7 separate regions of the Mus musculus genome follow, and regions 1, 2, 3, 4, 5 and 6 are each linked to region 7. A link is a loop called in an ENCODE intact Hi-C map of the cell type or tissue named here. Cell type or tissue: heart. All regions are shown on one strand. Region 1 holds the start of Phlpp2 (PH domain and leucine rich repeat protein phosphatase 2). Region 2 holds the start of Dhodh (dihydroorotate dehydrogenase). Region 3 holds the start of Zfp821 (zinc finger protein 821). Region 4 overlaps Ap1g1 (adaptor protein complex AP-1, gamma 1 subunit). Region 5 holds the start of Dhx38 (DEAH (Asp-Glu-Ala-His) box polypeptide 38). Region 6 holds the start of Pkd1l3 (polycystic kidney disease 1 like 3). Region 7 holds the start of Ap1g1 (adaptor protein complex AP-1, gamma 1 subunit).

Region 1 (4,000 bases), 90 kb before region 7:
AGAAAGACTTTCATGGCAAGAGCTCAATTCTGACCAAGAATCAAGACTGACCGACCCATCACTGGAATCTTTCTAATGATCCCAAAATGAGAGCTTCAGGAACCCTCCATTCATGCAATTGGCCATTTCAACATGACCCAAAAAGGTTACAAGAAAAGTTTTTTTTTTTTTAAATTGACCATCCTCTGCATACCAAAAGCCATTTGATATCTCTCAAAACTATTTCCTCATAAGTTAGTCCTGCAGATCTCTTGCCTGTACTGAATCCACTCACAATTTACAGTTCGTTATTTGCTATCATTTTAAATATCTGGAAGACTTTGAGTAATTACACTTCGATTTATGCTTGAGTAAATTCCAGTGTAGGTAACAGTGTAGGTAACAGTTATGAAGTTAGTCTAAAGTAAACTATGCATTAACACTGGGAGGTGCCAGAAAATAAAATTTCAGTCTACTGAGTATTGGTTTTATGAATTCACTAAGTACAACAAATAAATTTTTCTGCTGCTTCCATCTTTGTGCTACTTTACTAATAATCTTAATAAAAGGAAATATTACTCAACAACAATCTCATTTAATTACTTAAGGTTTGCTTTTAACATTAAGTATCTTCGATGTTTGGCAGACTGGTTTCGAAACACATTAAATCTTAATTTTCTTCCCCTTCTTTGGCAAGTTTTAAATCCTGCCAATTGCTCTTCTAGAACTCTAGAGGAATTCCATTCCACTATTCCAGTTCGTTTATATACTGAACCTACAGAAAAAAATGTCTCTGCACTATTTCAGAGGTTAGTAGAGAACTCCACCCAGTTAGCCACCTTTTAGCCATCTCTGCTGACCTCACCTCAGCTCACCTTCTGCATTCTTCCTGCATAGAAACTTCTTGTCATCACTCACCTTCAAGGCTCCACTCCCCTTTCCCCTGCATCTGTTTTCCTATCCTCCTACTCCCCTGATTCTACCAAAAAGCCCCGCTTAGCTGCCTGTTGCATAACGGCTCCCCCACTGCCTTCTCCCCGGATTGTCAGCCAAGCAGGAGTGCCCCTTCGGGCTCTGCTCTCCCACCCCCGCCCCCCAAACCCTGCAACACGCCCAGCAGGTCCACAGGCAGCAGATCCTCCGGGACTGTCCCCCGAGCGGGAAGCGCGGGGTGTTGCGTCTTGGAGCCGAGAGCCGGTTCGGAACTCCCGCAGCCAGTCCCGAGGGCAGCGTGGCCGCTCCCGCCGGCGCAGCCCGCGCACACCGCGGCGCCTGGCCAATCGCCGCCGCCATCCTCCAGCTGGGGTGATGTCTTCAGGTGTCCGCCGAGTCCTGCGTACTCGCCGCCTGACTCCCGCCAGGCGCGGCCGGCCCTCGGAGCCCCCCGGAATCCGTCCCGGGGCCCCGGGCTAGGCCCAGCGAGGAGACTGAGGTCCCGGGGATGCGGGGAGGAAGGAAGGTGGGGGCAGCGGCTGCCCGAAGGCGTGGGCCTGCCGGGCGGCGGTCAGGGATGGACAGCGCCGGGGACCAGGGCGGCGGAGGCCAGGGCGGGGGCGCGGCCCGGAGGCCCCACAGCAGGCCCGCGGCGGCCCGGCCAAGTGCAAGCGGCCCAGGGACGCAGGGCGGGGGGCGCCCGCCGCCTCGGGCAGCTTAGCGAAGGCGGCCACAGCCCTCTTGCTTCCTCCCTCTCCCTGCCGTCTCACCTTTAGGACCCGAATCCCTCCGGGCCGGCGAGGCGCCGCCGCTTCAGGTGGCTCCGGGGGCTCCAGCGGGCCCGCGGGCACGGGCTCCACCTCCCCCATTGGCGGCCAAGGATTTACAGAGACGCCCGGCCCGGCGCGACAGCGCGAGCCTCGGAGGCGCGCGCGAGCAGCGGGAGGCCTCGCCCCTCCGCCTAGACCCCGCCCCTAACCAAGACGCTCCGCCCCCTTCGGTCCCTCCCCGACCCGCTGGACCTGCGTAGTCGTCAGCCTGGCGAGGCCGGAGTAGAATTGTGGGAGGCTGGCGCCACTGCAGGCGGAGTAAGCCTCTGCTGCGCTCCACCCTGAGCTCCTAGGACCAGGGCGCAGGGAGAGCAATTTGGTACTTTCTGGATCCTCCAAGAAGCGGCCAGAGGAAGTGACAGGTAAGGCCTGCACCTGTTAAAATAGACAAGATACAACCCTCCACCATGGGCGGCGCTGGAATTCTCCATCCAAGACGCTTCCTGCTCCCAAATGTGTCTTGTCCCCTGGCACCCACTGGGGGTGAAAGAACTGTTGCTTATACTCACCTCTTAGGGATAGCTGGCGACCTTCTTCATCAAACCACCTCAAGTACACTAAGCTTTCCAGGCACAGTTCAGTGTCCTTTTCCTGTAATCAAAGTATCAGATTTCCTTTCTCGTCCTCAACCACTCAACCAGTAACATGGTGTGTAAGCCCGCTTTCTATTTTGCAAGTCTTAATTCACCTATTTTAAAAGCTGACTCTTTTTGTTCCTGGAGTGAAAGATAGTTTTGTGGTTAGTGGGCCAAATTATAAGTCTGCCTAATTCCAATTCCAAATCTCAATTGTACTCTTTTTTTTTTTTTTTTCTTTTGGTTTTTCGAGACAGGGTTTCTCTATGTAGCCTTGGCTGTCCGGGAACTCACTTTGTAGACCAGGCTGGCCTCGAATTCAGAAATCCGCCTGCCTCTGCCTCCCAAGTGCTGGGATTAAAGGCGTGGGTCACCACACCCCGTTAATTATACTCATTATTAGATCTATACATTCTATACATGTACAAATTACTTGATCTAATTCTTTCGGATTTTTTTTTTTTTTGAGACAGAAAATTACACATAGCCCAGGCAGACCCGAACTCACTATATAGCCAAAGCTGGCCCTGAACTTTTAGAGTCTCCTGTCTCCACCTCCCCAGTGCAGATGTGCACCACTATGCCCAGCTTCAGGTGGGTCTTCCGTGTTGTTATGGGTATTAAGTCTATGCAACACAACACGTGTATGACTGATGATAGAGGCCAGAAGACAGTGTCGGATCCTCTGGACCTGGAGTTATAGATGGTTGTAAATTGACAGGTGAACTCTGGGAGTTGACCCTGGGTTCTCTGGAAGAGCAGCCAGTGCTCTGAACCACTAAGCCATCTCTCTAGACCCTTGCGTTGGTTCTTAAGGAGTGAATGAACTAGATTAACATCTGCCTGGCCATTATCAAGGTGGATTGGACAGAACAAAGAGCCTAACTCATATTAAAGATTCATAGTAGCCACTGTAATTCTGAAATTCTAGGTTTCCCAAAAGGTGATTAGCATTAAACTGCTCCTACATTTTGTAAGAAGCCTTCTAGATCTCTTCATTTTTAGGGCTTCCTCTCTTATGTATGTGTTGAATATTCAGCCAACTTGTAAGGGATTAAAAAGCAAAACAACTTCTAAGATAACCGGGCAAAGGGTCACTTATTACCCATTGCTTCAGTTTGGCCTGTGCAACTACTTGTCTGGAGTATTTTAACTGTAGGCTTAAAAGCAACAGCATTCGAGATAGACCTGGCCCGCCCTGTCTTAAGATGTTTTGTTCAATTTGGAGCTAATTGACATGTCAAGATAAAACTTTGCGGGCTGGCTAGATGGCTCAGCAGTTAAGAGCACTGACTGCTCTTCCGAAGATCCTGAGTTCAAATCCCAGCAACCACATGGTGGCTCACAACCACCCATAATGAGATCTGACATCCTTTTCTGGTGTGTCTGAAGTCAACTACAGTGTACTGACATATATCAATATATAAATCTAAAAAAAGAAAAAGAAAGATAAAACTTTGCTTCAAAGATTCTGCCTCATACAAATCATTTCTTCTATAAAAGGCGTTTTTTTTGCCTTCCTCTACCACAGTCCCAATCTTCCTTTCTTTGTTTTCTTTTACTACAGTAAGCATGGTTTCTCTCTGTGAAGTTTAATAAAAGGTGAAAGAAAAGCTACATCCCAGGGTTTTCTTTCTACTTTGAAATTATTTCAGATACCTACCTGATTTAGTTGGATTTCTA
Region 2 (4,000 bases), 170 kb after region 7:
GGAACCAAAGGCAGGCAGACTTCTGAGTTCCAGGCCACAGATAAACCCCAAATCAAAACCAAAACTCAAAATCAATATAACAAACCCATCCTCAAGCAGTGAGACAGCTCAGTGGTCAAAGGTGCTTGCTGCCACACCTGACAGCCTGAGTTCTGTCCCCAGAAAGCACATGATGCAAAGACAGGACTGATTCCTGCGAGTTGTACCCTGATCTTTATACATGTACCATGCCCCCGCCCCCACCCCCCCCCAGAGTTATTTACTGGCCTACACATGTCTGCCATAGCAGGCTGCTGTCTGAACTCTCTCACACACAGAACAACAAATTTAAAACAAACAAACAAACATTCAATCACTAACCCAAACTCCTAGATACGTCACTTCTAGGTATAGTCCCTAAATAATCCAAGCTGGCATATGACCGAGGTACCTGTATATCTATGTTTTTTGGAGCAATATTCACAACAGCCAGTTTATGGAAGCAGTAACAGACAAACAGATCAAGATAATGATATATATGATACATATATGGTATGGAACAACATTCAACCATTAGAAAGAATAAAATGAGGTAATTTACAGGAAAATGTATGGGACTGGAGATCATGTTACATGAAGCAAGCCAATCTCAGACTGCTAAATATGCTTTTTTTCTTGTATGCAGGATACAGACCTTAAAAGGACTTATTTTTAGAATTTATGTGTACACACACACACATCTACCTGTTGGTATGGGAAAACCAGTACAGTGCCCCAGAAGAAATGTGGTCCTGGAGTTACAGGCAGTTGTGAGCTACCTGATGTGGGTGCTGGAAACGGAACTTGGGTCCTCGCCAAGAACATCAAGTGCTAACAGCTGAGCTATCTCTCCAGCCTCCTGTAACCTGACCCAAATTATGACCTAAAGTGGGGAAGTATTATTCCAGAAAAGGAAGGGGACCAGTGGGAAGGGGGACAATAGGATACAAACATAAGGTTAAGGGCCAGAGTACGTGGGTCCAATCATCTGTAACTACCGTTCCAGAGGATTCAATGCCCTCCTCTGGCCTCTGTAAACGCTTGGCACAGAGGCACTTGAGTGCTGAGGCAGGATTGGTTTTTAGAAAAACCTGGCCTACACCATAAGATTATCTTAAAAATAAAACCATATTTACTTATCAACACCTCAGAGTTTACTTTTAAAACCAGTGGGTAAATTTTTGTGTGTTTGCATGAGTGTACTTTTTTTTTCCTTCTCCCTGTAGAGACAGGGTTTCTCCATGTTGTAGCCTAGGCTCTCCTGGAACTCATTCTGTAGACCAGGCTGGCCTCAAACTCACAGAGATATGCTTGCCTTTGCCTGCCAAGCGCTGGGATTAAAGGCCGGCGCCACCACTGCCCTGATAAAACAGAATTCTTAGGATTTCTGTTTCAGAAAGGGGGCTATGAAAGCCATACCGCAGCACCGGCATAAAGACAACCGTGCGGAACCTTCGGGCTGCATCGCCCTTTGTTTCCTTCCCAGGGACAGGGAAGCATTAGGGTAGTGCGCACTACCGGGCGCTGGGGTTGGTCTGCAGATTTCGGAAGCGTCTGCTCCCCACTCGAGACTTCCGGAAGCCTCCTCCTCACGGTTGCACCGAAGGAAGGGTGCGCGACTTCAGAGCAGCGTCCCTTAGGAGGCGCGACAGCGACAAGACAGAAAGTAGGCACGTCCCGCCACGGAGCCTGACTCCGGGCAGAGCGCACGCGTTCGGCTGTCCAATCAACGTCTAGGGGCGGGCCGGCTGGTGGGGCTTGGGAGATAGGTGGAGCCGAGCCCACATTCTCCAATGGGATGCAGGCAGAGGCGGGCTTAATGGCAGAAGGAGCATGGCGTGGAGACAGCTGAGAGTGAGTCCTGCGCGGGGAAGCTCATTCGTGGTGTGGATAACCGGCAGGGAGGGGGATGAGGCTGGGAAACTGAAAGGCTGGGACCCTTGAAGTGTGACCTGCACGTGCACAGCTAAGGGCATGCAAAAAGCAAGCGTATGTGGGCAGAGGCTAGGCTGAACCTGAGAGATACGCGGGCATTTTTTTTTTTTTTAAATTGATCCAAGTATCGGGCCTTTGTGAGGACACGATCGCCTACGCTCCAAGGAGGGATGAAATAAGACATAAGGCCACCCTTTTGGATCAAGTGTGGTCAGAATGGAAGTTCCATGTGAAGAGTTCTTAGTTGTGACCCTGGTCTGGAAAAAGGGCACAGATACTGGTGCTTGACTTGAGGAATTTCTGCAAACTCCCCGAGGAGGGAGAATGAATACTTGGTTTGTGTTGCAGGCAAATCTGATCATATCTGCTACTTCCTTGTTTAGTGGACAAATCCCATTAAAAAAAAAAAAAAAAGTGTAGGCGCGCGCGCACGTGCGTGTGTGCACACGTGAGTGCAGATACCCTCTGAGACCAGAGGGTTTTGGATCCTCTAGAGCTCCAGTTGTGAGCCGCCTGACATGGGAGCTGGAACCGAACTCAGTTCCTCTGGCAGAGCAGCACGTGCACTTAAACCAAATCTGTTAGCCAAATGTTGGCTGACGCCTCTCTTCTTTTCTCCTGTTTCATTTAAAGCAGTGTTTTCCTTTTAGTTCCAAGCAGCCGTCTATCCCTCCCCCATGCCTTGGCCCCTCTCATTGGCCTCATCCACCTAGAGATCTCTTCTCCAGCTGCTATCTCCTCTTTAGCTTGTGTCTAACCTTTGAAAGTCAGCTTTTACTCGCTTCCTCAAGATCCTTCCATGATTTATCCCTTCATGTCACTTGTCATGGCTCTATGTTTATGTGGCCATTAGTTTGTCTCTTGGGTTACACTCTCCTGAAGAACAGGTTTGCTTGCCTTTGGTGAAGGATCGAATGAGTGCATTAGCCACATAGCATCTGGCAGTGATAGTTATCGAAAAGCATAGGGAAGCACTTTTGACTGGGTTGTGGTTCTCTGCCCAACAAGACTTAAGCTATGTTTATATTGTAACCACTTTTATATTATACTCATATGACATTTTATGCTGGTAACCTTTCTAGGTATAATTTTAAAGTGTAAACAAACACCATGTTCTTACCACAGTATGAAGGAGAAATGAAAACATGCGTTTTAGTATGTAGAAGTCAGAGCACCACTCACCCCTATAGATGGTCAAATGTTTAAGCCTCTCCTTAGAAATGATTGCCACAGGTGTGCCCTGGTTTACAAGCAGAGCATCATACTCTCTGGTGAGGCTGTAGGGATGACGACTTATTCTTGGTACTGTTGTGTAAGCTGTGTTCCTCAATTACAAGGTGCCAGTGTTCCTGGAAAGTATTCATGTATATGTAAAATCCTGTGGGAGGTAGTTGGTGTTTGAGATGAACTATATATAGCTTGTCCCTTGGCTCAGATAGGAAGCTTTTGTTAAAACCTACATAAATATCAGTAGCAAAGTTTAAACATCATACAGTATACAGGGAAATTAGTGTGTTGGTTTTAAGCAAGGAAGAATACTGACAGGGCTGATTTTTCTACACCTAGTCTATTAGTATTTTTCCTTCATTAACTAAATTTTTCTCATACGGCCTCTAGGGAGCAGTACTGCCTGCCTTGAAAATCCCCTGGCAGATCCCTTGAATAAATAGATACAGCCTCTACAAAGACTGGTGTGTGTGTGGGCAGGAAATGAAGGGGTCAGTGTAAGCAGAGAAGGGCTTTCACTTCGTGTAGATGTTATGTCCTCTTCGTAGGTGTGAAGGGCCAGGAAGGGTGCTGCGTTCCATCCTGATGGGGGCTCCCATGGGTCCTTTCTTTTCCCCCACTAGAAGCGGGCCCTGGATGCAGCCATCATCCTTGGGGGTGGAGGACTTCTCTTCACCTCTTACCTGACAGCCACGGGGGACGACCATTTCTACGCCGAGTACCTGATGCCGGCTCTGCAGAGACTGCTTGATCCAGAGTCGGCGCACCGGCTAGCTGTTCGAGTCATCTCCCTGGGGCTCCTTCCTCGAGCTACGTTTCA
Region 3 (4,000 bases), 72 kb after region 7:
ATTCTCAAACCTGGAGGTTCCTTGTTAACCACAACACTGGTTCTCAGCCATAAGCAATGTAAGAGACTCTGAAGTGGGTTAGTTGCAGAAGCTGTGGCCTTTTCTCTACAAGACAGAGTGAGGACTAGGGATGAGATATATTGGCAGAGTGCCTGCCTAGCATGCATCAGACCCTGGGTTCGATTCCCAACACCACAAAACAAACACAGCAGAGTGAACAATGTAAATGGAAAAGGTGAAATTCTGTTTTCTACCTAAGTTAGGGATGTGGGTTTAGTCACTCCCTGGTTCTTTTTAGTTCTCGCTGTCTTAAACTGGGCTCACATATAGAAATATATAGTTCACCGCTTTAAAACAAACTGCTAGATGTACTGTGCACTCCAGTTAAGGAAGCTCACCTGATAATGCCAACCTACTCCTCTATGTAGCTAGAAGGCCCTCAGACCTGTAATCAGATCCTGCCTCCCCTTACCAAAAGAAGAAAGAAACCGCAAATGGCAAAGACAGGCCTCCACAGGAAGTGGCAAGGAAGCAGCTTTCAGGCAGTCTTCTATCATAGCTGCATACCAAACACAGTTCTTTTCAGACCTTCAATTAAAAAAAGGAAAATAACTCCTAATATGTACAACAGAAAGAACAATTTTAGAGAGCAGCGTCCTGACATCTAATAAAAGGGGATGTATTCTCTGGTTCTCTTTTTCTTGGAGAGTCTCATGCATCCTAACTCATCTTGAACGGGATATAGAGCCAACAGTGATCTTGAGCTTCTGATATTCCTGTCTCAACACAGTACAGGCAGGTGCAGTACCTGCCTCCATACCCAGCCTTCCATGGTGCTGGGGACTGAATCTAAAATTCTGTGTACGCTAGGTAGGTCTTTGTGCATAGTGGGCAAGCACACTACTGACTAAGCTACACCCCCAGTTGTAGGGGGTAGTCACTCCTTTCCCCTGCCTCTACTCTTTTTTGGAGATTGAGTCTTAAGGTACAAGAATTCAAACCCCTTGATTCAATGACTCCCCAGCCTCAGCCTTCTGACCAATGGGATCAGAGGTATTACTACGCCTGGTTTATTCTCCCTACTTTTTTTTTTTTTTTAATTTTTCGAGATAGAGTTTCTCTGTATAGCCCTGGCTGTCCTGGAACTCAGAAATTCGCCTGCCTCTGCCTCCCAAAGTGCTGGGATTAAAGGCGTGAGCCACCACACCCAGCCCTCCCTACCCATTTTAATATAGGCTCTGACTGAATATCACACGTTAGGTCTTTCTCTGTGTCTGGGGACTCCCAAAGTTGAAAGCTGAATGAGATGCAGACTGCCAATCTTTCTATACTTCTCTACCATGTAACAGAAAACAAATGATATCTCATCTCCATTTACCCCCATAAGGACCAGGAACCGAAGCTCTGCGACTGAGGTAATAAAGTCTGTTTGAAGGAGTGCCAGGCTCTATTTAGATCATCCTGGCAAGACACTGGTTCAGTAAGAAAGCTACAAGGCACAGAGAGGAAACCTGCAGCCACAGCTGAACCACTGCCTCTCATCAGCCTCCTAGTGGCCCAGTGGGGAACTGACCAGATGGTCCCTCCTGGGACTTCACACCTGAGGGATCCAGGCAAAATAAACACACACCCTCCCTTAGCACAAAACAAAGCCAAAGCACAAGAATTCAAAAACCCACTAGAAAGAAAAAGTCCAGAGGAGGGGGGGAAACCATGGAAAATAAGTAAGGAGACAGACAAATGGCACGGGGAGGCCACTCCTGACCCAAACTGCACAATATCTGAGGTTAGTTTTATAGGTTGTAACCCTCTTAAAACAAGACCCCATAAGTACAAAAGGTCACTTGGTCCCTTTTGCTTTCAGCGCTGCCCAATTGTGAAACTTAAGCTCGGAATGTAATTGGATAGCGAGCCGCCTGAGTATCTTCTGCTCAGGGAGGAACCTGGGAAGAACGGGAAACTGAGGATCGACCTACAAGGGATGCGACTTTTAAAGGGAGTAGGGGTTTTTGTTTTTGTCATCTATAGAGCCACAGTCAAGAGTCCTTGGGAAGGATGCACTGGCCCCCACCCCCTCATCCTGCCTCTGCTCTCACAGGTGTTAGGATGCAGCTTCCAGGGCACACACACTACAGATGTGCGTGTGTGTGTGCGCGCGCCCTTTTCCAGCCTTAAAGAAAAGAGGGTGCACTCCCACCTCCAGCTCTGATGAGGTTCCCACGAAGCAAAGTAAAGTCGCCCGAATCCGAGTGATGTGAAGCTGCCAAAAGGGAGAAGAGAAAGACAATCATACAGCCATTTCACTGTGCCCGGGTCCTCTCGGGTCGGCGCTGGAGCTGGGGTGTGCCATCAGTTGAGAGGGTGTCTCTCTGGCTTTTCCCAACAGGGGCAGAGGTAAATCCCAGGTAATTAGACTGGAGCCAGAGGTCTCCCTACGCGTTTCTGACCAACCCACAGACGACCACTTAGCCTCCTCCGAAATCTAAATTTAGTAGCTCCTGGGCCAGCCCGCCCGCCCGCCCGCCCGCTCCAGGACGGCAGGGGCCCCCCGCCCCGTCCGCTCTCCCACGCCCATCCTCCCCTCCCCCAGCTCCACCCCAGCCTGTCAGACGCCGGCCCGCGAGGCCCGCACCCGGCCGCCGCCGCAGCACCCAGCCCGCCCCTCCCCAGGAGCGAGCAAACAAAAGGCGGGCGGCGGCGCGGGCAGTCGGGAGCTACGCGGGTTGCCGACTCCCGGCGCGGGGGCGCTTTACCCGCAGCCTCGGCGCTCCGCGTCCCTGGGCTCCGCCTCCGGACGGACAGACCGCGGGACAATGGGCCCCGGCCGCAGCTCCAGCCGGCCGGGCCCGGGCTCTCTGGGACCCGGCCCCGGTGGGCAGAGGGTGGCTGCGGGCCGGGCTGGCGGCGGGGAGGCGAGGGGCGGCGCGGCGGACAGACAAAGCCAACGGCAGACAGACGGACGGAGGGGGGAAAAAAAAAAGATGGCGACGCGGACGACGGGAGCGCGCGGTTCGCGCTCTCGCAGCGAGTGGGGCGCGTGCCGGAGCCTCACCTCTCCTCCCGCCGCCGCCCCGACCCCTCCCGGCTCCCGAGGCGCGCGCCTGGCGCTGTGGGCGGGGCCTCGGGGGAAAAGGGTCCGGGAAGGCGGGGCTTAGGGAGCATCCAATCGCGGGCGTTCCAGAGGGGCCCCGCCCGCGATCTGGTCCTGGCGACGCGGAGCTGAGCATCTAAAGAGCTTTCGGAGGTGTCCTGACGTTTCCGCGCACCTTTAGAGCGGGTGAACTCCACTCAGCTGTCATCTCCCCGGCTGGTTTCCTCTCCCAAAGTCGAGTTCAGCCACAGAACCCACATCCCCCAACCACAGCTCCGCCGCAGGCTTCCCCCTCCGTAGCCGAACCTGGGCCAACCATCCCGTAGTCACAAACCCTCTTCACTCCCACTTGTCCCAAGGCTTCTTCAACTCTCGAGGCATTTAAAGTAAAGAAAGAGGGCCCACAGCTTCTGTGGGAGGGACTAAGCTATCAGGTGGTCACAGACACAGGACCTAGGTAGCTTGTGGTCCTTGTTGCTATCTAAGGGTGTTTGGAAAGGCTGAACGTGGTTCAACTCCGTTCTAACGCGACTCCTGTTACTGTCCGCGTCATTATTTCTCCGTTGCTCTCCCTTCTTTCCCCTTATTTGGGCGGAAAACCCATACCTACCCCTGAAGTCTCTCCGTAGAGAAGTAAAAAGAGGAGCCCTGTTTTAGAAGGCCCAACTTTCAGCCCCAGCTTTGCCACCGACCAGTCTGTTCGCTTTTGGGCAAGTCACTTCCCTGTTCTGGCCCTCTTCTCTCAAGAGTTGTGCTAGTCATGTAAAACAATCTCTGAAAGCCCTGTGCAAGTTCTCTTATGATTTGCGGCTTCACGAGGCAGAACAAACAAGAGTGCTGACTCTTGCTGATAAAATGACTAGTCGAAGTGTTTGCATAAAGCATTCTTACAAATTCTTCCTTCCTGAA
Region 4 (4,000 bases), 75 kb before region 7:
AGTCAATTTCAGGGAAGCCCTGCAGTTACTTCAAACACAGGTCAAAGAAAGAGCCCCAACAATATACAAAAGCACAGACCAAACCAGAACAAAAAGTTCAGATGTTTTAACTTCTGTTCCCTAGAAATAACCATTAAGAAAAAAAAATGCCTTCAGTATCTTTTACCCCAAGATGTCTATCTACCCAAAAAGTAAATAACCCCAGACTGGCTCACCTGTCAGGGTGATGTCTCCTAGCAAGTCGAGAAGTTCTCCACCAGCTGATGCTGGTTTGCTTGTAGGTGCAGTTGGGATAACAGGTGTTATGTCATTTCCTCCCAACAAATCCAATAGATCATTGGCCTAAATAAGGAAATAATTATTCACGAGTTATTTGTCTAAAGTGTATTTAACAGTTTTTCTCCTCAATACTTAACATCAAGGACGGCAATTATCAAGCAATCAAAAAATACTAAAGGACAACAGCTAAGAAATAAGCTACAGAACTATAATATCACCAGTAGCCCCAGACAAGGACCTGGCTTGTGGGTTGTGGCCCTGAGGGTGGTGGTTTAGTCTCTAGGGGCGCTGGTTCTGTCTCTCCATTTGTCTGCACGATCTCCGAAGGGCCATTTGTGGTCACTTTTTCCATGACAGGCATTCTTTCAAGTAGGGCAGACCTAGAAGAATTTGCAGTGGTCAATTACATTCTAGGCAGTTAGCCTCCATACCCTACACAAAACAACCACTATTATCAGTTACTGTGAGGAAGCATCTCCCCTTCCCTCCCCACCCAACACACACACACACACACACACACACACACACACACACACACGCACGCACTCACATACACGCACTCACATACACGCACTCACATACACTCACGTAAACTGGAACAGAAGGTGTATTACAAGAATACATACATGACCTACATTCTCAATTGGATTAGAAACAGTCAAGAGTCTCTGAATAAATAAAATGTACATCTAAATCCCCAAACACAACTAAGACAAACGAAAGGTAACCCAGCAGGTATTAGCAGACTTCAATCAGGACTTAGGTATTATAGAACAGAAAGAAGAAAAAAAGCAAGGCACCAAAATGTTACAAATAATGGGATTTATGGGATTTGAATAAAATTATTTCTCTTGGGTCTGACAGTGGTGGTGCACACCTTGAGTCCAAGCACTGGGAGGCAGAGGCAGGCAGATATCTGAGTTTGGGGCCAGGCTGGTATATAGAGCAAGTTCCAGGACAACCAGGGTTATACAAAGAAACCATGTCTCAAGAAAGATAAAGAAAAAAAATTCTTTTGGAAAAAAACTCCAACTGCCTTTTAGCCAAATAAAATGGAAAATGATGCAAACTTTACATACAGAGGTAGAGGAGGGAGGTAGACTAAAAAACACATTGTTTTTTAATGATTTATTTTGAAGCAGGGTCTCACCATGTAATTCTGGCTGGCCTGGAACTCGCTCTGTACACCAGGCTGGCCTTAAACTCAGATCCACCTGCCTCTGCCTCCATCTGACTCAATACGTTTATTTCTTAGGAGGTTAGAAAGAAGAAAACATGGAGAAAAGCGGCCACTCAGTGAGAAGGAAGGAAATGCAGCACAAGCAACAAGTGTCCTTCAGGGACAAAAAGGACATGTCACTCAGGTGCCAGAGGTGGGTACAGCAAGGCTCTTGCTCACCTCATGTGGTCATACTTCTTAAAAAGTGCGTTGTACTCTACTGCCCTCTGCTGGAGCTCTACGTCGATGCTGCTCCCATAGATGGAAACCACTTTCTTAATTCGGCTGTGGGACAGATAATAGGATAAATGAAATCAATCATTCAAAACACAAAATTTATAAGGAGCAGTGAAGATGATCAAAACAGAGTTTCTTGGTTAAATTTCTGATTTCTCTATGTTTCCTTAATTCAAATTGTGTTTCAAGAACAACTATAATTCCCTTATCTCTATTCACTCATTTATCAATATTGTAATTGTAATGAGAAACTTCTACCTAGGTATTTATTCCCCATCCTCAAGCTTACTGGAGGTGTGGGAACACAGCTTACTGGTGCAGTGCTTGCCCAGCATGTGAGGACTGACGTCCAATCTCCTCATTGAGACCCTTGCAAACAAAAGCACCCATCACTTTGCCACAAAGAAATGGATATTGTCCAATTCTCTTTCTTAGTAACTTTGAAAATGAGGTTTTAGCATTAGCGTGCTCACTACAATCCTTGTAGCAATCTAAACACTAAATAATTACACTTCTCACAAAGCTATCTGGCTCATAGGTTGTGGCCACTTTGAAAATGAAACGGAAAAGTCCAGGAAAACTGACTCAAATCAATTTTTGCTCAAAATAGCACCAATTAAAACTCAAAAGATTTAAACACACACACACACCCCCCACAAAGACACTCACACAAATCTGGATTTTATTCCTACACCAACATCTTCGAATATAATAAACCAAGGCAGGCATAGTGCTGCACGCCTTTAATCCAGCACTGGGAGGCAAAAGCAGACAGATCTCTGAGTTTAAGGCCAGCCCAGTCTACAGAGAAAGTTCTAGAACTATCAGGGCTACATGGAGAAACCATTTCTCAAAAAACAAACAAACAAAAAAAGCCCAATAAACCACAAATGTTAGAAACTATACTATAAAACTATACTATAAAAATACTGCAAAATAATGCACAGTAGGGAGAGACAATGACAAAACAAAATACTGACACAAAAGAAAGATGAGCAATGAACTGATCATTCTGTGTGTGGTACTAAGTAAATTAAAACTCATTTGACTATTGTCTCTAGTTTTTTCCATTTCTTTTTTTCTAAGATTTTTATTTTATGTGTATGAGTGCCTTGTCTGAAAATATGTCTGCTCACCATGTATGTGCACTGCCTGAAGAGATTTGGAAGAGAATATTGGATCACTGGAACTAGAGTTACAGATGGCTGTTAACCACCATGTGGATGCTGGGAATTTAACTTGGGTCTTCTTCAAGAGTAGCAAGTGCTCTTAACTGCTGAGCCATCTCTCCAGCCCCATTTTTGTCTATTCTTGAAATTTTCTAAGATAAGGTTTTAAACTTCTCAGACGGAGTCCCATATAAACTAGCTTTAGCGTGAAGTTAGTCATAAAGTCAAGGATGATCATAGACACCTGATCTAGACCCTGGTTTTTGCAGTGCTTAAGATCAGCCCCGGGTCTTTGTATGTGTTAGGCAAATAAAATACCAAATGAGCTACAGAACAGGCTAGGGAGGTGGCTCAGTGGGTAAAGCGATTCCCATGCAAGCACTGAGTGTGACAGTATATAATCCTAGCGCTATAGAAGTGATCCCTTAGACATAGATTATTGATGCTTTGTGGCCAACTTGTCAAATAAGTGAGCTTCCAGTTAAGTAAGAAACCCTACCTCAAAAATTAAGGTGGAGAGTGATATTGAGGACACTCCATCACCCTTGGGAGTTACAGACCAACCTTGCAACTCTCCTTCCCTCAGTACTCACTTTACAGTACAGGTGAATCGGGTAGACAGCTTCATAATGGCAGTGAGAGCATAGCCTCTTGTCACAGAGGTGGACATATTAGAGATCAGGACACTTTCTAAAATATCCAGCACTTCATCTTCTGTCACCTGAGAGGAAGAAGATGCAACATGTAGCCAGTGACAACCGTGAGCTCAAGGTGCTGCCTCTCATGCAGTCCATGCTAAATTAGTCCACTGGTCAAAGCAGGTTTTTAAAAAGCCATTGTCAATTAAGAACAGGTTATGGCAGAAGGAAAGAGGCATACAGAACACAAAGAGTTCAAGGCTGTTGTCAAAACCCTCTCAAAAGCCAACTCTTCCATAAGCAAATGGAAATGAACACAGCTGCCTTAACTGCCCAGAGTGGGAGAAACCAGAGCCACATTTGCAATGGAGAAGAGACATCAGTGGTCATGTTTTTGTGTTGGATAGTGGGGACTGAACCCAGCACTAATCCAGAACTCCATAACCCTACTATATTCC
Region 5 (4,000 bases), 210 kb after region 7:
TCTCCCCTTCATCAAAAATTATATTTCGTGGTCTGGATTAGGGCTGGGAGGATAGCTCAGTTAGTAAAGTGCTTGCCTGGGAAGGGTGAGGACCCAGTTCGATCCCCGGAAGCCATCTAAAAAGAAGCCTGGCCTGCGAGAGTAGCTCACGAACTCAGTGCACTCAGCCAGATCCTTGGGATTTGGTGGCCAGTCAGCCTAGCCAGTTCACCAAGTTGCAGGGCAGCCTGAGACCTTGTTGTCAACAATACAAAACAAAACAAACCCAAACCCAAACACCTAAGGTTGCCTTTGGTGTACAAACATGCACTGACAGGTGTATATACATGAGTATATACTCATGCACATACACAACAATGCACACATAAGATATGAATAAAATTTACACAAGAAATGAAATTGTTCCACCTATAAGCCACAGTTTATTTTAATAGTTTTATGTGCATGTCTTCCTGCCTATATGTCAAATTCCCTGGGACTGGAGTTAAAGATAGATGTGAGGTGCCACGTGGGTGCTGGGAGCTGAATCCCTGGTCATGTGGAAGAGCAGTCAGTGGTCTCAACCTCTGAGCCATCTCTCCAGCCTGTAGGTCACCCTTTAAATAGGGAAGCTGACTTCCAGGAGGGGTTTCATCAACTGTGAGTGTAGAACAAATTACTGATGAAAGAGAAACACAAAGAGAATTTGGACCCGTCTCGCCGTTAGAATTCACGTAAGCAAATCCCGTACTAGTAATAAAAAGAGGAAGGGGGAGTGTGGCGTGTCACCAGAGAGGGTCGGTGTGCTACAGGCCAGATGTTGGAAGGAGGGGGAAAGCGACACCACATCCAAGACAGTGTTCGCATGAGGGATGCAAATGGAGAATCATAAAAATTATGAACACTAAACACATTTGGAAAGCCAAGTTTTGCACGTAGACAAAGGATAGCAAGTTAAAAGGCAGATTTAAGAAATGCATTGAGTCTACAAACACCAAGTGAGACGGTAACACTCAGAATGGAGAGAGAGCGGAGGCATGCCTACTTCGTTGGAATTTGGATGCAAAAGCTCTTTGGAAAGAAAACTGGCCTCCTCTTTACACAACAGCTCTACTTTTGAGAATATGAACATAGACACAAAGACCTATGTTCATGTCTGTCAACAGGGCACTGATAGTAGTAGTCTTGCGAACTATCTTATACAGCTACTAAGAAAAGATTCGGAAGCAGTATGTAAAGTCTGATTCTTCTTTTTTGTAGAAACTTAACGTGTAATGCTTTCATAGGATAATGGAAATAAGCATCCTAAGATATAACCAAAGGACATATCTGAACATGAACTTATTTTCCAAGGATCTCGCTTAGTACCCCAGAGTGGCCTCAAACTTGTGGCAATCTTTATGCCTAAACCTCACAACTGCTGGGATTACAGCGGTATGTCACTTTAATCTACGTCAGGGCTGACGTCTACAAAACACCCAACGCATGTTTTTGATAAGAACCTGGTGGTTGGGTTCCCCCTGGTTCACAGGTGCCATGGAGGACACTTCGGTCTACATGTCAGCAACCCGGGCTCCTCCACCGGTTAGCTAGGGCACAACTGCCTCTTTCCTCACTGCCATCCTGGGAAAGACCCCAACTAACCTGGGCTGTATCCTTAGAAACGCTTCCTCCGACAGGAAAAAAAAAAAAAAAAAAAAAAAAAAATCCTCCCAAACGGAAGTGAGAAACACGGACGCAGAAAACGAACGTGCCACCGCGCGCCCCAGTCAATAGTCCGGTAATCCGACAAGATTATTTTAGTTCCTTTCCACTTTGCACTGGCCGCCAGCGACAGGAAGTGACGTCATTTCCGCCCTTAGTAAACATGGCCGGTCTCGTGTTGTCCTCCCTTGCACACCCCCGAGCCAGAGGCGGGGTGTTGACTCTTACGCCAAGCGCGATTGGTCGCAAGGAGACTCTGAACCCAGAGGAAGAGACTGAGGCTCGGAAGGCCTGTTCGCGGGGTTGCACTCTGGCGTCCCGGAACCCTGGATTTGTGGGCTGCTCTCGATGGTCTTTTTGGACGGATAGAAGGCTCCGCGCAGGGCATTATGGGACGATGATGGCCGCTTTCAAACAGCGGAATTTGCCTCTTTGAGACCCTCGGATCGAGCGGTGGCCGCGCTGGCGTCTCCAGATCAGGAACCGAAGGCCTCGAGAGTCGTGCTTGGTGAGGTGAGCGTCTCTTTCTCTTTCCAGATCTGTCCTTCGGCAGCCATGGCGGCTCCAGGCGGCCGGTGTCGGCTCGCGGCTTCTGTTTGGGCCCTGATTTCAGAGTTCCTCTAGTCCTTGTTACCCAAGTTTCTCTATTTGCTTGAGCGGAGAAGTTCATTCAGCCTTCTCCGGACTTTGTCCATGTTCTGGTCTCATCCCGGTGTTTGGGAACGGCCCCACGGAGATTCAGGGGTCCTCCCTGTGCCCTCGTTTAGGGCAGTACGCGAACCTGGTACCCGATAGTTGGAGAGCCTGGGTAGGGCTTCTGGTGCCTTCCTCCTGTCTCACTGAAGAGTCTCCACTAGATCTGGCGGATAATCTATAAGTAGAGTATTAACCCTAAGAGGAAAGGGCTCTTGTTTTTCCTTTATCGGTATTGTTGAGAATAGCAAGTGGATTAACGACGCATGCAGTAAGCAGTTGCTAACCTGAGAAGTCCATTGTGGCTTCTTTGTCACCGATGTTTCTCCATAGTCTGGCCGTGGACCGCTTTATTTGCTATTTTGAGCCGCTAATTAAGTCCTTCCTTGTCCTGTGTTGTGAATAATTTCCTGTCCAGAGAAATGTCTGACTTCCTGTTCGCTTTCAATAAATGATATCTAATCAGGTTTTTACTTTGCCATTTGTTAACAAGACAGACAGTAGTCTCTGCTTGCATGCAAATGACACTTTAGGATGTAAGTCGTTGTATCTCAGCCTTCCTGTCAAGATTTCTTAATATGCATATAAGATGCGACTTTGTTTCTCTCTTCTACCTCGGGAAACTTTTGCTTCTTCATCCACATTGTGTTGCAGCGCCCCTTGGGAGAGCTGTGCATGTTAATTAGAACACAGCAAAAGAAGTCTAGATTCAAAAGTCACAGTTCTCATGCTTTATAAACTTAATCGGAATGAGAATAATTAACTACATGTCCAACATAGGTCCAAGCTTATAATCGGGTGGTGTTAGATAAAGATGAATTTGACATCAGCCAAACACCTGGGAGGTCTTACAGTCTCTGAAACACGTTCCAGACATGCTCTTTCCTAACATTTCTTGGAAGTAATTTTGGCGAACACAGTTTGTTATTCAAGAGATTTTTTTTTTTTTTTTTTTTGCCTGCTATGGGATGCTTTTTTTCTCTTTTCCCACAAACCACTACTGATCCACAACAAAAGTCAGCAAGTGTGTAGAATATGGATGGTGAAATCGTGTGCTAGCTAACTTCTCTGCTCTGTGGAACTTGTGACTTAAAGGGAATGGGATGGGTGGGTGGGAGAATGCATATCAAAAACCAGGAAGGGAAGTCAGGGTACAGGAGCATAATACCAAGTATGCAACCGTCACATCAGTGTACCAACAATTGATTCTCACAGTGGTTCTGTGGATTGTGGAAAGCAGAAGTGATTGTGGTTTCACACATAGAGAACTAATGACTAACCAAGACAACTGCTTACTGTCCCAAAAAAACCAGAAAATGCCAAGAGCCTGGAGTGAGTTAGTTACTTAGTTTATTTCTTCCTTCCTTTCTTCCTTTCTTCCTTCCTTCCTTCCTTCCTTCCTTCCTTTCTCTCTCTCTCTCTCTCTCTCTCTCTCTCTCTCTCTCTCTTTCTTTCTTTCTTTCTTTCTTTCTTTCTTTCTTTCTTTCTTGTCTCACTAGAGAAGTGGGATGTGCTGCTACAGTTCATATGAAAAAGGCAAGCATGCCTGGCTTGTGTTCAGAGGCAGGGAGCTAATGGGGACTCCTAGAGGTGATTATTTTGGCCCATAAGTGGGAGGAAGTGT
Region 6 (4,000 bases), 160 kb after region 7:
ACAGTCATGCCAACACACATGCGTGCATACACACACACACACACACACATACACTGACCATTCCAATCTTCCAGATGCAGGGAAGCACACTTCTTAGAGCTCATGGCCTCTGGTCTTCTCGTTTTCCTACGCCACATTATCATTTCCTTCTCATTCTGTCTCTAACAGCCCAGTGCTGATCAGACTGGGGGTGAGCATTCGGGGAGGGAAAGCTACCAGCTCAGTCTCTCCTGCACTTCACCCAGGTCGACCGTGAGAGTTCATCTAGCAGCTAGCATGGAGGGGTGAAGACATCACTCACTCCAAGGGGCAGTTTCTTGGGATAGCCAGTGTTATGAAACTAGAAACTGCAGGCTGGAGGGATGACTCGGAGGCAAAAGGCACCTGCCAGTAAGCCTGATGACCTGAGTTTAAACCCCAGAATCCACCTGGTAGGAGAGAACTGACCCCCACAAGTTGACCTCTGACCTCCATATGTGTCCTGCGGCACCTGTGCCAACCCCCAACTCCCATCTCCACAGGCAAACAGGACAAGTTAAAAAAAAAAAAACTAAAAATAGAAATTCTTGGGTTGGAAAGCAGGCTCAGTGAGTGGTTAAGAGCACCGTCTGCTCTCCTAGAGGTCCTGAGTTCAATTCCCAGCAACCACATGGTGGCTCACAACCATCTGTAATGAGATCTGACGCCCTCTGCTGCTGTGTCTGAAGATAGCTACAGTGTACTCACATATATAAAATAAATAAATCTTTTTAAAAAGATAGAAATTCTTATATCTGTCCAATGGTCAATTCCAGACTATTTAAAATTTATCCTCTCATGTGCATACCTTATGTAATACCAGTTTCGAAACTAAAATTGATGTAGTTTGGTGACTCACCAGCCTGGCAAATGAAATGATGCTTCTCTATGCACAGGTTCCATCTTGAGAAGACAGCATTAGAGTGTGTGACCACGGAAGGGCACTCGCCAGGCTTTTGGTTCCTTAAGACGTCATCACCTCCTGGAGGGGCACCAGACTCAGTTAAGTCCCACTCTTCAGAGTTAGACAGGGGAGGTGGCTCAGTGAGCAAAACACTTGCTGGGCAGATGTGAGGACCCAAGTTCGAATCCCTGGAGCCCATGTATGGCCAGGCATGGTAGCCTCCCATATCTGTAATCCCAGTGCTCTTAGGTGAGATGGGAGGTGAAGGAAGGAGGATCCCAGAGACCTGTGGGACCTGGGGTACACTGTGGCGGACAACAAAAGAGACCTTGCCCCAAACAAGGTGGAAGGTGAGGAGAAACATCGGAGTTTGATACTCGGCCTCCACACACGGTGGCACTAAAGCACATATATGCCCAACTTGTCTGGCTTCCAGCAAATGAAAAGTTACGACTTCTCCCTGAGTATTATAGATTACTCTTCAATATTTAGATATTTTAATCATAGATCTTAGAATTAATTACCTAGACATTAGGGAGACATGATGATATAATAATTTCTTGTTTTTTTTTCTTTTTGCTAAAATTGCAAGATTATGGTACTCGATTTTGTAAAAAAAACAATAAAGAGGTAATTTCTCTCCTAGCTTCTGTTTTAGGAAATCTGGAGGCAAAGATAACAAAGAAAGTCACTGTAAGAGTTTTTTTCTCTTTAGAATCTTGTATAATAGCAACTATTTGTATACCTGGAAAGCCAACATTCAAAAGGCTTTCCTCTTCATTCAACATTCAACACTTAAGGGGGGGGTGCGTGGTGGGGGGATTGAGAGTTTGAGACCAGTTTGTGCTGAATACCAAGTTTCAGGACATCTTGCACTATAAAGCAAAACTGTCACAATATAAAACAAAACAACAAAAATTCCAGATACCCCAAATCAAATAAAGCAAAATAACACCATACATGAAGACTCAGGAATTAAGTTTTAGACAGGCTCTGACAAAAAGCTCATTGCCACCGGTCAATGATGGTGCACACCTTTAATCCCAGCACTCAGGAGGCACAGGCAGGAGGATCTCTGTGAGTTCAAGGCCTGGAACGTGATCTACAGAGCACATTCCAGGACAGCCAAGGCTACACAGACAGACCCTGTCTCAGGGGGGGAAAAAGTACATTGCCATTGCTATGGAGACAAATGTTGGCCGAGACACAAAAGTGGAAAGCGTATGGAGAGAGATTGATGGTCAAACTAACCCTTTTTCTGATTATAAAAGCTGAAAGGGGGCTGGAGAGATGGCTCAGAAGTTAAAAGCACTGGCTGCTCTTTCAGAGGTCCCGAGTTCAATTCTCAGCAACCACATGGACACTCACAACCATCTGTAATCGATCTGATGCCCTCTTCTGGCAAGCAGGTAGATGTGCAGATAAAGCACTCATACGTAAAATAAATAAATCTCAAAAAGGGAAAAAACAATACCTTAAAATGTAATCTGAAAAAAAAAAAAAAAAAGTGGAAAGGCCAAAGATGACTTTCTTCCACCCTAGAACACAGCCCAAGAAAGCTTTTCCCCTCAACATTCAACACGAGAGCCCTACCTGTCTGATTTATCCCTGGATGCGATCCGGGCAGCGTCAGGTTTCCCCTGACCCACCACACTGTTTCTTCATTCAGGAAGCTTTTTAGGAAACCCCGAAGCTTGGGGTTCCACGTGTGGGCTAGGCGTCCTCTCTGGGCGTGGCAGTAGTTATCTGCTTCCTGGAAGTCACAGAAAAGTCTGTTAAGCTGATAGCAGCTGTTTCCCCCATGTTGCTCCCGGATGCTTGGTTTACGTCCCAAAATATCACCCAGAATGACACCGATTCTAATGTACAGCCAGAGCCAGGACCGCCTCTGCAAGAGCATTTTTCTCTCTGTGCCGAGTGAGAAGAGAGAAGATGTACGGAGGCTCGAGTGAGAAGAGAGATGTACGGAGGCTCGAGTGAGAAGAGAGAAGATGTACGGAGGCTTGGCAGCTGCCTGGGCTTTTAAATAGGACTCAGTGAGTTTGTCAGAATCGTCCGTATTGTTCTTTTGTGGGTTGGGAACAACCTGCCAAGGAGATAAAGGTTTTGTTTTGTTTAGGGAAGCTATTTCTCACCGGCTGCAAATGAATAGCAAACGGGGCTTTACAGTCGGGGGCACCAATGTCTCCATCTGTGTCTACACGCCCAGATGTATCTTTAGCAAATAAAGACCCATTATGACGCCAAAGCTACCTGCAAGCAGGGAGAGGTTGGTGGATATCGAAACCAGTGTTACTAGACTTGGCGAGCTTAGTTCTTAAAGCATGGGCTCTAACACAGAACCTTATGCACTCTATACAAGCACCCTAGCAATGAGGTATGTGTCCAGAAAAATGGATACTTTTTTATGAAAAGGAAAACTTTCTTTTGTTGTTGTTATTTTCAAGACAGGGTCTCACTATGTATCCCTAGCTGTCCTGGAACTCACTATGTAGACCAGGCTGGACTTGAACTCAGAGAGATCCACTTGCCTCAGCCTCTTGAGTGTTGGTATTAAAAGTCTATCTATCTATCTATCTATCTATCTATCTATACACACACACATATATACATACACACACACACACACACACACACACACACACACACATATATATATATATATATATATATATATATATATATATCCTCTTTTTTATCTATTCATCTGTCATCTGTTTACAGGCACCTGAGCCACTGCTGTAGCTTGGCTATGGTTAACAGTACTGAGTATTAATATGGACACACAGGCTCTCTTCTGAGTGCTGACTTCATTCCCTGTGGGTATACACCTAGTCTTCATATAGCAGAGTCATATAGCATCCTTGTAGTTTGTTTTTTTAGGAACCTCCCTATTGTTTGCTACAGGTTACACGTGGTTACACTCCCACCAACAGTGTATAAAGGTAACTTTCCCCGATTTTGATGAGGGCCATTCTGAGTGACGTGAAATGGATTCCCAGCATAGCTTCGGGTTGTATTTTCCTGATGGCTGAGGATGAAGGGTTAATGGTGTCTAAGCAGCAGCTGGGCTGAGAG
Region 7 (4,000 bases):
AAGAGCACAGACTATCTGCATGAAAACACTGTCCTCCGTGACACTGTATGACCTGTAAGAATTGACCTGTTCTCACAGTTCAAAAGCTTGATAAGAATAAAGCAGCGTCACAGGGCTGGAGAGACAGCTCAACAGTTAAAAGCACTGACTGCTCTTATACAAGACATGGATTCAGTTCCCAGAACCCACACGGCAGCTCACACCTGCCTAGAATTCCATTTCCAGAGGATCCAAAAACCCTCTTGTGACTTCCACTGGAACTGAGTGTGCACATGATACACATATAAATACCGGCAAGACATTCAGATAAAAATATAAATAAATCTTCAAAAATGTTAAATAGAGCATCAATATAAAGTTTACAACTATTGAGAGACTTGACTTGCTTCAAGTTATAAACTTAGGTTTCGAGTCACCTGTGATCTCAAAGAAGTTATTCTCTTTTGCAGATGCAAAAACCTAGGCTGAGATAAAACGGGCTGGGGGGGTGTGATTCAACCACACTCACCTAACTTGAAATGTAGGAAATAACCAGTGAATTATTGTGAAATGTTTTTTATTCACGCATACTGGACTGCAGGAATACTTTAAGAACAGAATTAATGAAGCTATCATTACTTTGAAGATCCACAGGTTTCAAATCAAACGTCTGGCAAATACTCCAGGCAACGGTGGAAATGGATGCTTAAAATCTAACTAGTCTGAGAAAAGTCAACATAAGAAGTCAGCAGCGTTCATTACTATACAAACACCTGAGGGGTGCGGTCACTAAGAGACCATTCAGCTCGCTCTTCTGTTAACTAATCCCTATAGGAACCAAAAAAGTTATCTTCCTTTCTACCTACGTCAGATTATTATTCTCCAAGGGCAGCTTTCCATGCTCAAGCAAATATAACGCTAAAAGAAAAAAATAAATAAAAAGTATCAGTAAGTGCCCCAAAGCTCAGCTTTCAGAACAGAAAGAAATGCAGAAAGTTATTTTCACAGCTCCTTCGCACCCAAAGCCACTTGGCCTGCTTTAAACCCATTTGCTGCGGAAATACACCCTAGGGTGGTTCGACGGCTCTCCGACACCAAGCCCTAACTGGGAAGCAGAACCGACAGTTCCAGGCAATGAGGAAGAGCCTGAGAATTACTAGAAACCGACGTCCGCAGAACCGAGAGTTGGAGAGGAGAGTGAATAGTGCGGTCTCAGGTGAGTTCTTTAAAAGAAAAAGAGAAAGAAGAAGAAGGAAGAAGAAAAAAAAAAAAGCGAAAGTGTTTGGACCAGAAGTTAGTTGGAAGGTTAGAGGGAGGCGAGGCCGATGTCCGGCTTTCAGTGGACGGCACTGCAGGGACCAGGCAGAATTGCCCCTGCGTGGGAAATGCTCAGAGTTCTCAGATCTGACCCGAGTCCCCAACACAAGAACGCTGATACGTGGCTCCGAGAGGACACGCGGGGGTGGGGCCCGGCCCCGCTAAATCCTAAGCTCCCCGAACGGAGCGAGCTTTCAAAGGAGCCTCGCAGCCTGAGAAAGTCAATGGGTTCAAGGAGGCCTGCGGCGGCCAGACCACGCCAAGGGAAGAGGAAAGCGACCGCGCACGACAGCTCCGGCTCTGAAGCTCCCGAGGTCGGCCCTCAGGAAGTCCAAGCAAGCCCGGGGCTCCCGGGTCCCTCCTGACCCAAACCTGGGTCCTCCTCACCCCCCACCCCCCACAGGCTGAGCCCGGACCCCTGGGACTGACAGGAGGTTTCCGGCCAGACGCTCGCGGCTGCGGCAGAGCCCAAGAGCCGACCCGCCCTCGGTGCCGCGAGTGACACTCACCGGCCCGAAACCTCGAAGGAAACCAGCAGCTTCGGGGGCGGCGGCGGCAGTGGCAGCAGGAACCGAACATCCAAAATGGCGGCTCCCTCGGCCTCAGCACCGCGACTGCAGGCGGAGGGATCCCGGGCGAGGAGGGCGCCTCTACCTCACGCCTCGCGCTTCCCCGGGAGACGCCGCTCCCCGGCTCCCTCTCGCCGGCCGCCCCGCGTCCCTCCGACTGCAGCCCGTGCCGTCTCCCACCCCGGATGACCCGAGGACTCGGCCCCCGCCGAGGACTATTTGCCGAGGAGGAGGCGACTGCGCCGGGCAGAGCGACTCAAAGCGTAGCAAGGGTCGGGGCTGTCACTGATGACGCTCGACGCCGCTGCCGAGTCACCGCTGCGAGGAGTCTGAGCTAGCACGCTCCGGCCCGGCCCTGGAGCCGTCGCACTTTGGTTCCGTTCTGGGGGGAGGGGAAAACTGTGCAGCCAGGAAACGGTGGGGGTCACCTGAGGTGGGCGGAGCTCAGCGAGGGAGCTGGGGAAGGCGGAGAGGAGATGCAGGGGAAAGCGCATAGACATGGTGTGACCAGTTTTGTCCGAAAGGATTCCTAAGTGGTCCTCGTTGGCCAGAGGTTTCTGGTCAACATTAGAAACATGCTCCAAGTGGCTTTGGATTCTAGGGTTTTATGGTATCTTCAATTTTTTTTTTTTTTTTTTTTTTTTTTTTTTGCGAAAACAGGTAAAAAGATGAAACCTAAGAATGGATTCCAAGCACAGCACCACCGCCTTGTGCGGCAATCTCACCTACGATCCAGTCCCCTCCTGTGAGGGGAAAAAAGAATCTGGACAAATGTCAGCTAAAACTCTTCCAGAATAGCTTTTCCATCTATGATTGAATGAACTAATGACCTGAAGCAAAGAAAGTCTAACTAGACAGTTCCTGGCGTGATAAATAATTACTAACTTGTGACCCAAGTCTTTTCCATGTGAACCTAGAGATCCTTGATATCTTGGCCCATTTAAAGGAAAGGTGACCTACCTAGAATAAAATCTTTCCGATAGATTGACAACAAAGGTATCCCAGATGTGAATAAAACACAAGACTACACTGAATACCAAAGACCAGGAACTAAGCAAAAATCCTGAGTTTCAAATTTGAGTGTCATAAACAGGAAGTTGCATCTTTTAGACATTCGTTTTTCATGCAAGGATTTCAAAATACAGACGTTGAGCTGAGTAAGTCTAGCCATACAATTTTGACCTTGAATTTCTGGAGCATGCCAAGTGGCTGGAAAGAAAGGATACCAAGGGCACGATCAAATTTATTAAATATTGGTGTCATATTGATCATAAGGTACCATCGTATGTACAACCTAGCCCGCTAAGCAATCTCGTGAGTCAAAGTAAGTAACCAAAGTTTACAAATAATGAGATTTAAGACTTGAGAAAAACTACAACTGTCTCTCACAATGGAGTCTGCCTTAAGATGTCATCTTACACAGAAAATTCACCACACCCCATATACATATTCCAACCCATACCTACCGGTTTATAGAGCAGAATGCTTACGGAATTCAAATCCTCCTACCTTTCTTCGGGGCATCTGTACAGGGCAGCCCTAGGTACACCCTAAGACTAGAAGAACATCATAATGCTAGCACAGTGCAGATTACTTTGAGCCAGGCCTATGCATGAAACATGCCAAATTCACTGTGAAATTTCCGTAAAGGAAATCTTCAAGCAGAGATGCAAGGCAAAGGTAGCCAAGTTTTCCACATGGAAGATTAAAATAGTTTTTATGGGCCAAAATTAAGTGTTTACCATAGCAAACAACAAAAGTTTTATTTTTCTCTTTTCTTCTCCTTCTCCTCCTTCTCCTTCTCCTCCTTCTCCTCCTCCTCCTCCTCCTCCTCCTCCTCCTCCTCCTCCTCCTCCTCCTTCTTCTTCTTCTTCTTCTTCTTCATCCTTTCTCTCCTCCTCTTTTCTCCTCCTCCTCCTCCTCCTCCTCCTCCTCCTCCTCCTCCTCCTCCTCCTCCTCCTCCTCCTCCTCCTTCTTCTTCTTCTTCTTCTTCTTCTTCTTCTTCTTCTTTGTCCTTTCTCTCCTCCTCTTTTCTTCTTCTCCTCCTCCTTCTTCTTTTTGAGACAGGGTTTCTCAGTCTTTCCCTAGAGGTCCAGGAATTCTGTAGCCCAGATTGGCCTCAAATTCACAGCGAT

The links. A loop is a pair of places that touch in the nucleus more often than their neighbours do. Peaks named below come from ENCODE experiments on the same cell type or tissue, not always from the same donor. Only the 100,000 strongest peaks of a DNase experiment are listed, where the experiment ranks them.
Region 1: a loop joins it to region 7, with 3.0 times the contacts of the local background. A loop is called at or near these places in 6 of 42 quality-filtered maps.
Region 2: a loop joins it to region 7, with 3 times the contacts of the local background. A loop is called at or near these places in 7 of 42 quality-filtered maps.
Region 3: it touches region 7 in a loop (2.7-fold over the local background); 15 of 42 quality-filtered maps call a loop at or near these places.
Region 4: it touches region 7 in a loop (2.2-fold over the local background); 6 of 42 quality-filtered maps call a loop at or near these places.
Region 5: a loop joins it to region 7, with 5 times the contacts of the local background. A loop is called at or near these places in 7 of 42 quality-filtered maps.
Region 6: it touches region 7 in a loop (4-fold over the local background); 7 of 42 quality-filtered maps call a loop at or near these places.

What each region holds. Positions count from the first base shown.
Region 1 is chr8:109,866,400-109,870,399 of GRCm38, reverse strand. It overlaps Phlpp2 (PH domain and leucine rich repeat protein phosphatase 2), which reads right to left and starts at 1,797. Exons shown (of 19, transcript NM_001122594.2): 1 at 1,683-1,797. The coding sequence starts at 1,781. It overlaps Gm17344 (a long non-coding RNA gene), which reads left to right and starts at 1,870. Exons shown (of 4, transcript XR_003947453.1): 1 at 1,870-2,104. In heart, a CTCF peak has its summit at 1,983; a DNase peak (open chromatin) is centred at 1,869; H3K4me3 peaks cover 2,057 bases; H3K27ac peaks cover 1,622 bases.
Region 2 is chr8:109,606,224-109,610,223 of GRCm38, reverse strand. Dhodh (dihydroorotate dehydrogenase) reads left to right here and starts at 1,551. Exons shown (of 9, transcript NM_020046.3): 1 at 1,551-1,872; 2 at 3,804-4,000. The coding sequence starts at 1,852. In heart, a CTCF peak has its summit at 1,625; a DNase peak (open chromatin) is centred at 1,693; H3K4me3 peaks cover 2,290 bases; H3K27ac peaks cover 2,233 bases.
Region 3 is chr8:109,704,617-109,708,616 of GRCm38, reverse strand. Zfp821 (zinc finger protein 821) reads right to left here and starts at 3,071. Exons shown (of 9, transcript NM_001167946.2): 1 at 2,754-3,071; 2 at 2,198-2,260; 3 at 473-588. In heart, a CTCF peak has its summit at 1,553; DNase peaks (open chromatin) are centred at 1,576 and 3,126; H3K4me3 peaks cover 2,725 bases; H3K27ac peaks cover 1,869 bases.
Region 4 is chr8:109,851,325-109,855,324 of GRCm38, reverse strand. It overlaps Ap1g1 (adaptor protein complex AP-1, gamma 1 subunit), which reads right to left. Exons shown (of 24, transcript NM_009677.6): 17 at 3,498-3,625; 18 at 1,679-1,783; 19 at 518-659; 20 at 216-342. Gm17344 (a long non-coding RNA gene) reads left to right here. Exons shown (of 4, transcript XR_003947453.1): 3 at 1,535-1,652. Among named protein-coding and RNA genes, the nearest start is that of Gm25321, 13 kb to the right of the region's middle. In heart, a CTCF peak has its summit at 1,731 (motif pointing left); no DNase peak of the experiment used is centred here.
Region 5 is chr8:109,563,687-109,567,686 of GRCm38, reverse strand. It overlaps Dhx38 (DEAH (Asp-Glu-Ala-His) box polypeptide 38), which reads left to right and starts at 1,826. Exons shown (of 27, transcript NM_178380.2): 1 at 1,826-2,196. It overlaps Txnl4b (thioredoxin-like 4B), which reads right to left and starts at 1,795. Exons shown (of 4, transcript NM_175646.4): 1 at 1,624-1,795. In heart, no CTCF peak of the experiment used is centred here; a DNase peak (open chromatin) is centred at 1,906; H3K4me3 peaks cover 2,535 bases; H3K27ac peaks cover 1,795 bases.
Region 6 is chr8:109,613,339-109,617,338 of GRCm38, reverse strand. It overlaps Pkd1l3 (polycystic kidney disease 1 like 3), which reads right to left and starts at 3,105. Exons shown (of 33, transcript NM_001286454.2): 1 at 2,516-3,105; 2 at 878-1,000. The coding sequence starts at 2,822. In heart, a CTCF peak has its summit at 2,342 (motif pointing left); no DNase peak of the experiment used is centred here; H3K4me3 peaks cover 538 bases.
Region 7 is chr8:109,776,768-109,780,767 of GRCm38, reverse strand. It overlaps Ap1g1 (adaptor protein complex AP-1, gamma 1 subunit), which reads right to left and starts at 2,185. Exons shown (of 24, transcript NM_009677.6): 1 at 1,806-2,185. In heart, no CTCF peak of the experiment used is centred here; a DNase peak (open chromatin) is centred at 2,197; H3K4me3 peaks cover 2,816 bases; H3K27ac peaks cover 1,647 bases; H3K27me3 peaks cover 240 bases.